2 separate regions of the Homo sapiens genome follow, and region 1 is linked to region 2. A link is a contact called in ENCODE Hi-C or POLR2A ChIA-PET data. All regions are on one chromosome and are shown on one strand. The core of a region is the stretch at or near the end of the contact, and the rest is flanking DNA. Distances in the headings are between cores, read along the strand shown. Region 1 overlaps SPTBN1 (spectrin beta, non-erythrocytic 1). Region 2 overlaps RTN4 (reticulon 4).

Region 1 (6,788 bases), core at 4,100-6,599, 450 kb before region 2:
AACATCCATGTACTATTAAAATGTGAAGGATGGCTGTTGTTTCCATGACTGTATTCCTTTTAAAGAAAACTTCTACATATAAATGAACACTGACAATTCCAGTATTGTTGATTACTAGTAAATATAGTACAGCAATTCAAGTAAGGACTTCAGGGTTTGTTTTTTCTTTTAACCTTCTGGAAAATAATGTGGACAGTGACAGAGCATTAAGTTTTTAGTTAATGATAGCTCCACCTCTTGTGCACATAATCAAAACAGACCAGGTGGGGTTTAGCCACTTGTAGATCCTAGTGCCTTTTCTCTCTTGACAACTTTCTATCAACTCTGAAACCCAGCTATGAAAAACAAATGAAAGGGGGAAATAAAGGATAAGGGCATTGTAAGCATTTTTCTTTTTTCTTTTTTTTTTTTTTTTTTGTTGAGATGGAGTGTCACTGTGTCGCCCAGGCTGGAGTGCAGTGGCATGATCTCAGCTCACCGCAACGTCCGCCTCCGGGTTCAAGCAATTCTCTTGCCTCAGCCTCCCGAGTAGCTGGGATTATAGGCGCCCACCACCACGCCCAGCTAATTTGTGTATTTTCTGTAGAGATGGGGTTTCGCCATGTTGGCCAGGCTGATCTCCAACTCCTGACCTCAGGTGATCCACCCCCCTTGGCCTCCCAAAGTCCTGGAATTATAAGCGTGAGCCACTGCGCCTGGCCCCTGTAAGCATGTTTTTCAAATGTTTAATATTCTCTGCTGCATTGACTTAAAAGTTTGACAGGCCAAGCTCAGTGTCTCATGTCTGTAATACCAGCTCTTTGGGAGGTCGAGGCAGGCAGATCACCTGAGGTCAGGAGTTCGAGACCAGCCTGGTCAACGTGGTGAAACCCTGTCTCTAATAAAAATACAAAAATTACCTGGGCATGGTGGTACACGCCTGTAGTCCCAGCTACTCGGGAGGCTGAGGCATGAGAATTGCTTGAACCTGGGAGGCAGAGGTTGCAGTGAGCCAAGATTGCGCCACTGCACTCCAGCCTGGGCGTCAGAGTGAGACTCCATCTCAAAAAAAAAAAGTTTGATGATTGTTAAATCATTTTGTTGGTGCAGAGAACCTGCCATTTAAAATGGCAGTTGTTGGCACTAACTTAGACTACTTTAAAAGCAGGAAGGATCCTAGGAAATAAAACACTAAAATAAAACTTTAAAAAATACAGGGCTTGCTCTTTTGGTATTCTACTTACTTATTAACAAATATTTATTGATTACCTGCTTTCCAGTGAGCAGCTGTCGTCTGGTTAAAAAGTGCATGGGTGTGTTTCAGCTGTGCTGGGAATGCTGGCTAAGCCAACTGATTAATAGAAGCAAGTGGAGAAATAAACTTGATCTAGGTAAGAGGTGAGGAACTGAGGTAGGGGAATCTGTGCAGGTTCAGGGTTACTGGACCTTAAAGTACAGAGTGAGGATGGGGTGGTAGGAAGGATTCTAGAAGGATAATAAAGGATGCAAGGCCCTGTTAGGTAAAGGAGTTTGGACGTAAGGCAGTGGGAAGGTACTGGAGGATTTTTATTTTATTTATTTATTTATTTATTTTTGGAAACAGGGTCTCTGTCACACAGGCTGGAGTGCAGTGGCACAATCTTGGCTCACTGCAACCCTCTACCTCTTGGGCTCAAGCCATCCTTCCACCTCAGCCTCCCAAGTAGCTGGGACTACAGGCATGCACCACCCACCATGCCCAGCAATACTGGAGGATTTTAAATAGGAGAGGATTTTAAATCTGGATTTTTAATTTAATTTTATTATTTTTATTTGTATATATTCACGGATTGCAAGTGCAATTTGCTACATTCATGTATTGCATTGTGGTGAAGTCAAGGCCTTGAGTGTATCTATTACTGGAGCAATGCACATGATACCCACCAGGCAGCCTCTCATCCACTTCTTAAATATAAATATACCTATTTACATTTATATATAAATTTCTTAACTCTGGTCACTGAGGCATGCTTTATTCTCTCTCTATATATATAGAAAGGCTAGTCTGACTGCTGGTATGATGATCGTTTTGGAGGGTGCTGGTCAAGGAAGGAGACAGAAGACCAGTGTTTTATTTGCTGGAGTGAGAAACTTAGAAACGACATAACCTCCTAGAATTTTGAAAGTGAAATAGGGGACTTAGAACCTTGTTATTCAGTATAGATAGATGACTTGGGGTTTGTTGGAAATACAGCATCTCAGGCCGACCTCCCCACAGACCTCCTAAGTCAGAATCTCGTCTTTTAAAAATCCCCAAGTGCTTTGTATGCCTGTTCAAGTTTAAGAAGCACTGCTGGCAGTGCGTGGTGGCTCACGCCTTAATCCCAGCACTTTGGGAGGCTGAGGCGGGCGGATCACCAGAGGTCGGGAGTTCGAGACCAGCCTGGCCAAGATGGTGAAACTCCGTCTCTACTAAAAATACAAAAATCAGCCGGTTGTGGTGGCGCACATGTGTAATCCCAGCTACTCTGGGAGGCAGAAGTTGCAGTGAGTCGAGATTGCACCACTGCATTCCAGCCTGGGCAACAGAGTAAGACTCTGTCTCAAAAAAAAAAAAAAAAAAAAAAAGAAGAAGAAGCACTGCCTTGGAAGTAATGGTGTCTGCCTTCTAACTCCTATGAACAGACAAGGAAATAGTTTCATTAAATGGAGGAGTTTTTGGTTTTTTTGAATAAACTGGATTATTTTAACTAAATATAAAAATAATCTTGAGTATAATAGTTAATTAAAGGAAGTTTAGTATTGCTCTAGAAGATTACAGGGCTTTAAAACATAGTTAACTAATTCTGAGCTTTAGAAGTAAGTCTTTTATAGAATTTGGCTGGGATTTTCCTATTTGCTAGTCCTGCAGTTCTAGAAATTTGTGAGGTAAAAAAACAGTTTCTTTTCATATTTACCCATTGATATTAATGGAGAATCACAAAAATACCCTGGGTCAGTTTCTCTAAATTATTCCAGAATTTCAGCATGATGTCCTGGGAAGTAGAAATTTATGAGTCCATACCTGTTTTATGACTTAAACCTTTTAAATACTTTAAAACTATTTTTTTCAGAAACAAAGCACAAATACTCTTCTTCAGCCACACTTCATCTTAGTAGAATGATCCTATATTAAATGAACGTTCCTGTTCTTGCAGTTGGTTAGACTTCAGTCTAGTTTCATGCACATCAAACTTACCTAGTGGTGCCTTCAGGTTTTAGCGCTAATAGTGGATTTGAAGTATGTGAAATATCTGTTACATGGTAAGTGCTCATTTCCTCTGAGTTTGTAGGTGAAACTTTAAAATTACTGGTTATTGATTGGGTAGGGGAGAAAAAACACCTGCTGAAACTTGTTGGCCGGAAGTTTTTACCCCTGGGAAGAAGAAAGGAACGGGGTGGGGGAGATAAGGGAATTCAGTTCTTGGCTGGCAACACTCCAGAACCGTCCTGATGGAAGGGTTGTGGCCAGTTGAAAGCAGCAGTACTGGAGAGGGGACTGGGGGTTGTTCTTTCAAAGGCAGGGTTGAAGGTTATTAATGGACTAAGTTAAATTTCTAGCTGTTCCTTCCTGTTACTCTAGATACTTTTTATATATTTATTATGTCACAGCAGTATTGACGCCCTGAAAAGAAAGAAAAGTGAAAGAATAGTTCACGTAAGATCCCACAAGTCCTACAAATTTTAACTTTCCAATAGTTAATATATATAAGCACACACATATACACACACGTGCAGTTTAGAAGTGTTAATATAGACGAGTTTTGTCTTGGCTTTTTATTTTTTACTTAACATCATCTTAAGCTTTTCATATGTGGTTATTTCTGTGCCTCTTACCAAATATTGGCAATTCACTTTCCAAATCAGACAATTACTTACCAGTCTGAGAGCCTGCTTCTCATCTATGGGATGAAGGTCATACAAATTCTGTGTAATGAGATTGTTGTAAGAATTAGGTGAGATTCTGTGTGGAAACTGTGTTTGGCACAGTCCCTGGTACATAATAAGGGCTCATAGGATTATTACAGATCCTAGTTAAATGGCAAGGCAGGGCCCAGCAGGGTGAGCCTTGTAAACTTGAGTGCCTCAACTCCCACCCCCACCCCCAAACCTGTTCTGGGTGTGGTTTCCTTTAGCATGTTGGGAGAGTGTTTAGTTTGCCTGAAAATGCACCCAACTGAAACCATTCCCCCCCCCCTTTAGAAAGATTAGAAGGTTCAGTCACTTGGGCCTGGTGACTTTTGATGTAGTTTGAAGGTCACAATGCTGGTTCCTCTCTCAAGTTCATAAAAGCCTCTGGAGCAGCTATTGCTGCAGCCAGCGAGCATCCAGCACTTGGTCAGAGAGCCGCCTTTGTCAGAGAGCGCTCCTGTAGCCAGACTCATATTAACTGCCCCCCATGGGTGTGTTGAATGCCTCTACTGTGTTTGCCTTTGAAAGGCCCTTCTTAGCCTTTCTCTCTCCCCCAACCCCATTTTCAAGAGGCACAAGACCTTTAAGTAGCAAATACAGTAATCACAGTAGCATGGAGACACAGGCTGGCCTATATTTGGTTTCACAAAGGCCTTGTGAAAGATCTGGCCTTAAAGTCCCTTTTTAATGCTGAAATTATGCAAGTGGAAAGTTAATTTGAGGATCACTGAGGCACGCTTTATTCATGAAGAATGTGAGCAAAACATAAATACAAAGTCTGGAGGCTCTGTTCTACGCTGGTGGCAAGGAAATTACATAGGTGGTATCTTTATTTGGCTGAATCCCCCTCCCTCCACCAAGAGTGCAACTGTGATAGAATTTTGGAGTGAGAGCTATTGTTTTAAGCACTGACTGGTTGCAGGTGTGTGTGTGCATGTTGCCTGAAACTCTCTACAAACCATAGACATGATTTTGGTGGAATTGGCGTGCCAACAGTGGTTACAGCTAAGATTGTAGAAGACCAAACATTCTGTTGGAATGTGACCTTAACATTTTGAATTATGTTTCTTAAGTAAGATAAATTTCGAAGGTCTATTTTATTTTTATCTTTATTCTTTGAAGGCCTGCTTTAAAGTTTACCGTGTCTTTGAAAGTCTAGTCTGTTGAACTCTTAAATCCCAGTGAGTTCCTATAGATTGCTAGCTTGAGTGTATAGTATTTGAGATGTGAATAAAGTCTAGTGCAAAGTGTGTTTCTTGTGCTTGAAAATGGTGCCCTGATTTCTGTTGAGGGAGACGTTTATTCCTATAAAGGTTTAAACGACTTGCTGTACAATTCAGTCTTGCAATGACAGAGAGATTACACACTATCTGCAAACAACTGCCAAGCAGATGAAATCCTGGCTGTGGGAAGTCTGCGGTGAAGAGTGGTGGGGGTGGTCAGGAGAGCAGTGGAAGGGAAGTGGCTCAGAACATTGTAGTGGTGGTTTGGCGTGCCTGTCAAGGGCTGTGGGACGTTTTCTCTCTCATTTCAGAAACAAGGGTGGTGGGAAACACATGGGCCGTGGATTTGCATAAACCAACAGTCAAATCCTAGCTCTACCAGTGACTTCACTGAGCCTCATTTTCTTCAGGGGGAAAGAATAAATAGCCCTTGGGGTGATTGTAAAGCCTAATTAGGTATGTTATAATTGTATTAAGAGGATGACGAGTTCACCGTTTGCCAGGGAGTTTTCCGGTTTTAGTGCCAAACATTCCACATCCGGGGAATCTTCCTCAGTCCCAGGCACACTGGGTGGTGAGTCCCCCAGTTATATATGAAGATACCTATTACTGTTCCCTAATTGTATGTACACACACACACACACACACACACACACATACACACACACACACACACACACACATATCTATAAATAAAGGGCTTCTGGAAGCTGGCTGCCTATTACTGTGTACCTGATACTCAGTGGGTATTTGTGAACTCCCAGGAGGATAGTGTGTTAGTGTGTTTGCGTGTATCTCTGTATTCCTTCTTAGGGATGGCATACAAATAAATGTTTCATGAATAAAGGGATGAATGAGTAGGTAAAGTAATATAAGCAGTAATGCATATGTTTTAAAGTGATTTAGCTGGTTTTCCTTCCAGGGGCCTCTTCCCTGAGAAAAGAGCCACTTAATAAATGATGTCTTGAATGAAAGAATACATCATGAAAATAATTTTGTCCATGATGTGGCTAAACTAAAACTCCAGGAAGGGCTTAGGCTGGGCCTATCTACTTTTTTTGATAAAATGAAGTTTAATATGACCCTAGTGACAACCTCCCCTCATCCCCTTAAAGCTCAAATTTAGGGAACTCTTGTGGTTGGACTCTCACATACTCCCTAGGACTCTGCTGGGTGCTGGGGAATTTACTAAACTTTGGTGAGGAGAAGAGGAGAGGAGAGGGAAGCCACGGTACTAAGGTACTTAGGGAGACAGAAACAGTTCCCCTAGAAATTAGACATCACATTGTCTTTTTCCCCCCTTTCTTTTGAATGAGATGGGGCAAGAATATTTGGACCAGGATAAAGTTTTAAGATGCATTTACACTAATGTAATCAGGTTACATAGCAAAAAAATGTTAAAAATGTACCCTGGGAAATTGAAATCTATCCATTCTTCTAGGTGTGGCAGCTTATTCAGATTTTTATGTTGTGTGACCATAAAACGAACACAGCTTTTCTAACCGCGAGTGTCTTTGTTTACAGAGATAACAGTGTGAGTAATGCTTTGCTAGAAGCCAGGCAGTTAAATCACACTCTGAGCAAATAGAGGCTGGGCTTCAGAAACTTAGATAGCACACGAATGTGCAAACTTGGTCTTTTAAACTGAAGACATAT
Region 2 (7,463 bases), core at 4,296-6,795:
CTCCAAAAAGCAAAAGCAATCCTGAACAAAAATAAAGCTGGCGGAATCACACTACTAAATTTCAAAATATACTACACAGCTATAGTAACCAAAACAGCATGGTACTGGCATAAAAACAGAAACACAGACCAATGGAACAGAACAGATAACCCAGAAATTAATTAACATATCTATAGCCAATCAATTTTTGGAAAAAAAAAAATGCCAAGAACATTCATTGGGGAAATGCCAAGAACATTCATTGATACTACTACTGAGAAAAAAAATCAGTATTTACATTCCAATAGTAAGAATATAGTTTGTCACAAATTTCTTTGTAAATGGAGGGGGAGGAAGACCAGAATTCATTAGTTTCTTGACAAACTTTACTTCCCAAAATTAATAAAGCACCATCTGCATCACAATACCTTATTCATCTCTCTTGCAAAATCAATCTTTCTTCCCAAAACTAAAACTGATTTCTGCCTACAAAATGTCATTTTAAGAAAACAAGAACAGGAAAGTCCTGGAGGCTCACACCTGTAATCCCAGCACTTTGGGAGGCAGAGGCGGGAGGATCCTTGAACACAGGAGTTTGAGACCAGCCTAGGCAACAAGGCAAGACCTCCTCTCTACAAAAATAATTAGCCAGGCATAGTGACACGAGCCTTTGGTCCCAGCTACTTGGGAGGCTGAGGACCACCTGACCCTGGGAGGTTGAGGCTGCAGTGAGCCATAATCTCACCACTGCACTTCAGCCTGGGCGACACAGCAAGAACCTGTCTCGAAAAAAGAAAAGAAGAACATATGAGATAATAAATGATCTGAGGAAATTAGTATTTTATTATTTAATAGTTTAAATGTTTAAATGCATATACATTAATAAGACCCAGAATTTTTTTAAAAACACACTTAAATATTTCATAATTAGAGATGGCATAAAACTTTTAAGTCATCTGAGAAGAGAGCTTCCCTTATGTTTTATCAGACCACTGCTGTATTTTGGTACATTTGACTTCAGTACACTTGAACCTCCCTTTCACGAAGATACACAGGTAAGTACCTATCCTCACTATAACATAGATCACAATGTTTAACTATGTCCTCAACAGTGTGTCTGTACCAGCTGGCTGTAAGTTGCATAAAGCGCAAAACTTTGTCTTAGTTTCATCTTTTTCCCTGCCCCCCCCGCCAAAAAAAAATCTCATATAGTGCCTGATAGAAGCATGTTAAAGCAACTCTTACCTGCTTTTACACTTTTTTTTTTTTTTGTCTTTTTTTTCTCCCTTTTTTGTGGAGAACGGAGTCTCACTATATTGCCCAGGCAGGTCTCGAACTCCTGGGCTCAAGCTATCCTCCCACCTCTCCCTCCCTGAAAGCTGGGATTACAGGCGTAAGCCATTGTGACTGGCCACTACTTACCTGCTTTTAACAGATGCCTGTTATATAATCAAGTCAAGAAAATTATTAAGTTGCAAGGACTTGAGCTAATCCACCCTTCCTTTTATAGAAAAGGAAAATGACATCTAGAGAAACAAAGTGATTGTCAGTGGTATAGCCAAGACTAAAACCTCAGGTCACCTATATTGTTTTCATTATAGCAATACTGGGTTTCCTTCCCACAACTTTTGTAGAATATATATATTGGGTGTATCTAAATAATTCTCTATTCCCTAGTAAGTTGCTATGATAACTAATATCAAAAAAGGTTAAGTCAAAAAGGCAGGAAATAACAATTTTCTCAGAGAAGGGAGATAAACATATTCTAAAAGAGAATGCCCAAGCATTGCTTACACTTTCTTCCACCATTCCCATTAAGCTTTCAAAGGCAATGCCCCCTTTTCTTCCCTTACTTCTAAACTATTAGGCTATAGATTTCCCAGGTTTAACAAAAACAATCCAAGAAATAGGTGACTCCTGAAATACTGAAATTCCTAAGGGCCACCATCTACTAGAGGACTGCTAGCTTTAAGTTTTGGGAGGAAGCACTAGCGGGGAGGGGAGACTTCAAAGGTGTTGCTACACCGATTACTCCTTGCTCTTCACCCAGTCATCACCAAGCTGCTCTGGGCTTCTGAGACCCTTCTTTCTACTGTTCCCTCCTAAACCATTTTACTGTGCTGTTTGAAACCCCCATTCCACTGTGAACCAGCTCCTCTACTCCTCAACATCTTTACTGAACATTCCTGCCTTTACCTCGCCTTCACTAAAACCTGGCTGTTCCTTGAAGATACTGGTTTCCCTGTGGAACTTGCTAAATGAAGGCTAAATCGTTCTCTCATATTCTACACACCTAAGGGAGGAGTGGGGAGGTCAGTACCCTCTGCTCACCAATGCTGCTTCCAGACTTTTATTTCAGAGACCTTGGGCAAAAGTCTTGGCTATTCCGCTACGTCATTCTCTGTCCTTCCTCATTTCTTCTACCTACCATCCTGCCAGTTACCTCACTGCCCTTTACCAAGGACTCTAACCCCAGTATTCCTCTCCACCCCTAGTCCTGCCATCACCCTGGGTGACTTCAATGTTAGGTAGAAGTGCAATACAGTATCATGGCCTCATAGTTTACTTGACCTCACCTCTAGCAATCTTAATCTGACTACACAGTAGGCCTTTGCCTGATGGCCTAACACTGGCCATTATAATCAACCTGAACTGCTATTCCTCTGAAATTCTAAATTCAACATCCAACACACACACACACACACACACACACACACACACCCTGCTCTCCCGCACATGCATTCTTTCTCTCCCCTACTTTGACCACAATCTCCTATCATTCTGGCATGTATTTATTCCTACTACTATTGGTTCTTAAACCTAATCTGGGCCTTGAGTTCACTGACCATCTACTCTCCTCCTACCTCTCCTACCTTTTTCTATTCACATCCTTCAACTTAGATGCCACAGTCCATCACTTCAAATTACTCTCCTGCTATCACCCTCAACTTTCTTGACTTACTGTCCTTCCACAGGGCCCACCTGCCAAAACACATCCTTGAATCAATACAATCATTTGCCTTCCCTGAACCCATACCTAGGTTGTTTGGCACAATCAAAGAAAAGTCACCCTACCATTTAGACCACCTTTCAACCTTGATTAGGCTCCTAATACAATGCCTTTGGTTTCCCTAGTCAGAGGTATTGCAGATCTCTTCCACCCAAGCATGATCTACTTCATTCCCAGCAAATGAACTAACATACTGCTTTAAAGAACAAACATAAACCATCAAATAATTCCCTCAACTTTCAGTCACAAAACCCTAACAGTATCAATACCCCATACTTTCCTTTCCACTCACTACAATCAAAGCTCTATCGTTCCTTCTCTCTAACACTAATTCTTCCACCTGAACTAGGCAGCACATCCCCATCCCCTTCTGACTTTCTGCCAGCACCTGTAATCAGATTTTCCCCTTCCCACCTTAAAAAAAAAGTCCTACCTCCACTGCATACTCTCCTTCCTGCTTGCTAATATTTTAATTTTTCTCCAATAAAAATCTCAAACTTCTTAAGAGTAATCAACATTTAATAACCACTTACTCAAGTCTCATTCACTTCTCAATCCTAGCCATGCCCATGCACACCACACCATTTGCCGCTGTCATGACAATATCTTCCCTCCTTTTTGACCAACTTGCAATCCTTAACTGACCTCTCCAGTATTTGATAATTTTGACCATTTCTTCCACCTTCAAGTAGTCCTCTTCTCTTGATTCTTCCTAATTGGTATCTGGGGCTTTAATTTCTATCTCTAAGCCCATGACAGACACATACAGCCAAGATCTCTCTCAAGAGCTTCATGTGTATAATATCCATAACTTACTGGATATCTTAGAGGTATGTACATCAATACCAACATATCCAAAACCAAATTTGTATCTTCCCTCTTAAACCTACTTTAATCTCTCATGTTCCCTATCTCAGTTTCTCATACTGCCACCCATACAAGTGCACATGCCAGAAATGAAATCCAGGGTTCCTGGGGTCATCTTTACCTCTTCCCCTCATCCTTTATGTCCCTATCCGTCAAACACCAAGTCCTATGTCTCTGTGCTCATCCCACTGCCTGAATGTTCATAATCTCCTCTTTCTTAGATTACAGCAACTGGTCTACCACTGTTCCAATGGTGATGAGCTGGACTGTACTGCTGAAGCACCAGCACTTAAATACATAAGTATATTCAGTAAATTTATCATAATCACTATTTTAGAGAAAACGCAGCTAAATCAGAATGCTAATAAAGAGCACATGTGCAAATCACCTTGTGCAAATCACCTTATGCAAATCAGGTATGTGGAAAATGGATAGTCAAAAGAAAAAAAGGAGAATCGGTACTTTTCAAAAGAATTCATAATAGCATAACTCATTTTATACTTTTCAACAAAATGTCTACACTCAATATGCCTAACTTTATACCTACCACTGGAAAAGTACTATATTATATAGAAATATTTAAAACATACTATAGAAATTTTCTTTAAAAATTAAATATGGTAATTTCTGGGATAACAAAAACACATCTGAAAATATTTTAATATCTCTTGCTCTTCATGTTATCAAGAAACACAAGTGAAAAAAGAAAGAAAGAAAGAAATAGGTACTAAAGCCAATTCTTATAAACAAAAATATTTTCTATTAATAGTTCCATAGTGCAATATAAAAGTGTAACTGTGTGGAAAAGTTAAGGGTGAATGCTGAGTGCAAGAGAGTTAGAAAAAGCACTAAAACCTTTAACTGAAAAAGTGGAGAAGACTTCTTACCAATGTGACATATGAGACACTATAAACATAATATAAAACACAAAATGTAGTGGAATGTTCCCTAAATCCAAAAGTGGCATGAAAGCACAAAACTGCATATAGATTGGATTACCTGAAGTTTTACTCAGCTCTGCTGAAAATATAGCAGATGGTGATCTGTCCTCTTTTTCTGTATCGGAAGGAAGTTTTTTCTCAGCTTCTTTCACAAGAACTTTGGGTTTAACTATGCTCTCTATCTCTGCTTGAGTGGCCAAAGCAGAAACATCTGGAGGCAATAAGAGCACCTTTGATGTAGCAGACCCATTTTTAGAAAAGTCATCTGAGAAACTGATTTTCTCTTCAACTTTGGGTTGTATGTTCTTCAAAGAAAGGTCATGGGGCAATTCTGTGCAAGGCAATGACCCAGCTCCATCCGGGGCATTAGCAATTTCACTTTTGTGGGATACTTCTAGGTCAGTATATTCCCTGGCTAATTTAGAAAATGAATCAGTTTTAGAACTGATCAATGTAGGGAACTCATCTATAATTTCAATTGGAGATGAATCTGAAAACGTTTCAGTTTCTCTTATCTGTGCTTCCTTAGAAATAAATAAGTCATCATTTGAATAAACTGCAGTACTGAGCTCCTCCATCTGCAAAGGAATTTTCTCCTTTTTGCTCAATGTTGAAACTTCATCAGGTAACAGGGTATCTTTTGTGTTATCTAAACTGAGCTTAAAAGATTCCAAATATGGCTTTCCTCCCTCAGGTGGCAAAGCACTGAGTTTTTCCTTATTTTCATATTCTATCATTGACTCAAATGAAGTCTCAGTGAGACTTTCTTTCACAAGCATCACAGTTTCATCTTGTTTTTGTGGAACGTCAGGTATTGAATCATCACTAAATAAGTCAACTGGTTCAGAATCAGGTGAGGAATCTTCAACTAGCTCAGAATGATCAGGCACTGGCTGTTCAACTTTTGCCATTTCTGAATAATCAGAGAAATCCGGAGCTGGTTCAGCAGAAAGCTTTGTTTCTTTAATTAAATCACATGCAATAGATATATAAGGAGCTTCTGTTTCTTGAAGAGCTGCATTAATATTTTCAGGCTCTTTAATTTCTTCCTTTATTCCTGATACTTTTTTTAGTGATACACTCATGGCCTCTTCATATGGTGGGGGGTTTTCAGGCTCATGTTTTATGCTTTCATAATTAACTGAAGAAGCTTCTAATGGTGATGAGCTGGGCTGTATCACGGAAGCACCAGCACTAGGAACTGCAGAATTCAATGGTGCTTCCATAACAATGTCAGGCAAAACTGGTGAAGGAGTAGCTTCTGACTCTTCAAATGATGGGCAAAGCTGTGCTGCAGGATAGAGTGACTCTTGCATAACTTCTGATGTTTGAACCAAGTCCATTTTTGTTTCATAAGCAATCTTTGTACCAGTAACTTCATTCAATTCACTTTCACATGCTTCCTGTACTAAATCTGGAGTCAGGCCTTCAGGCATGTTTGCCACGACTTCCTCAGTCACCTTTGTTAAATTATCTGTTGTGACATAATCTGTCTCAGAATCCTGTGCTGCTACAAGAAAAGGGTTTGATGTTTTGGTGCTAGTATTCTTCTCTGTTACTATTTGGGCCTTCTTTTCTTCTATTTTTTTTTCATCGGTCTTATTTTCTGAAGTAGGATCTCCTAACAAAGGAAAAATGTTTGTTGCAATGCTCTCAGTTGCTGCTGGGTTAAAGGGAGCACATGTGATATATGCTCCTGAACGATCCTTTATACCTTCTGGCGTACTGGGGAAAGAAGTATCATCATTACTACTCTCACTATCTTTTTCGTGATTAGTTTGCTCAAGGCTATCTGCAAAACATTTTTTATCCACTTTACTTTCCAAGTTGCTCTCGATTTTACCTCCAGCAGCCAACATATCACTATCTTCCTTACTATCTTTCACTTCCCATACTCGCTCAAATGGTTTGAAGTCTGCATATTCCTCCCTCATAGGAGCTTCCACTGCAACTCTCTTTTCATTAAAACTGTCTTTTGCTTTTTCTGAAGACACAACTTCATCCTCTTTAACCAATTTAGTAAGAGCTGTAGGTAACTCTTGTTGATTATGAAGGATGTTATTACTAACTAACTTCTCTTCTTCATCTTTATTTTTCACGATTATTTCTTCCCTAGGATTTGCTACTATTACGGCAGATTCTGCTTTTGGAGAGACACTGAACGATGATCCCATTTCTGAGTATTCTAATTCTGAAAACTCTGTTAAATCTCTATCTATGAGTAGAGTTTTTGCCTTCTCTGAGACCTCTTTAGAAGCTTCACTGACATTTTCTTGAAGTGTTCCTTCAGTGGGTAATACTGTTGACAAATTACCAAGGTATTCATGTTCTTTGAAAGAAGCGGCTGAGAGAGGAGACAGAGAAGGAAGAGAAGCAGCAGTTTCAAGCAGGACAGATGGGAAATCCTCTTGACCAGCCGAAATAGTGTTACCTGGCTGCTCCTTCAAGTCCATATTTTCTGTGACCATGGACAGAAAGGAAAGTTAGAGAATGCCAGTGTTCTCAGAGTTAATGCAAGTTTTATGACAGATCCAAAATAGTGTTAGTAAAGACTTACTGTTTACTAAAATGAAATGTTAATAGCAATTAATAAGTAACAATAGAGTAGACTTCAATCATTACTGAAAATATTAAGCTATTGTAAATATAACATATGCATGGCTACA

The links. A loop is a pair of places that touch in the nucleus more often than their neighbours do. ChIA-PET counts read pairs that join two places held with the same protein, here RNA polymerase II (POLR2A). Pooled maps may share reads with other maps.
Region 1: a pooled map shows a loop between it and region 2 (3-fold over the local background). The contact joins two enhancer-like sites. A Hi-C loop is called at or near these places in 3 of 37 single-sample maps with no recorded cell type and 2 of 50 pooled maps. POLR2A ChIA-PET finds 5 or more read pairs at or near these places in 2 of 52 experiments (CD4-positive, alpha-beta T cell and OCI-LY7).

The regions. Positions count from the first base shown.
Region 1 is chr2:54,565,787-54,572,574 of GRCh38, forward strand. The region is part of intron 2 of SPTBN1 (spectrin beta, non-erythrocytic 1); the gene reads left to right. Among named protein-coding and RNA genes, the nearest start is that of SPTBN1-AS1, 10 kb to the left of the region's middle. Within about 2 kb of position 5,350, at least 31 of the 41 ENCODE cell types and tissues checked have a DNase peak (open chromatin) inside an H3K27ac peak, as active enhancers do; they include OCI-LY7, where a contact is called at or near this core.
Region 2 is chr2:55,020,231-55,027,693 of GRCh38, forward strand. It overlaps RTN4 (reticulon 4), which reads right to left. Exons shown (of 9, transcript NM_020532.5): 3 at 4,856-7,255. Among named protein-coding and RNA genes, the nearest start is that of RTN4, 26 kb to the right of the region's middle. Within about 2 kb of position 5,546, at least 4 of the 41 ENCODE cell types and tissues checked have a DNase peak (open chromatin) inside an H3K27ac peak, as active enhancers do; they include OCI-LY7, where a contact is called at or near this core.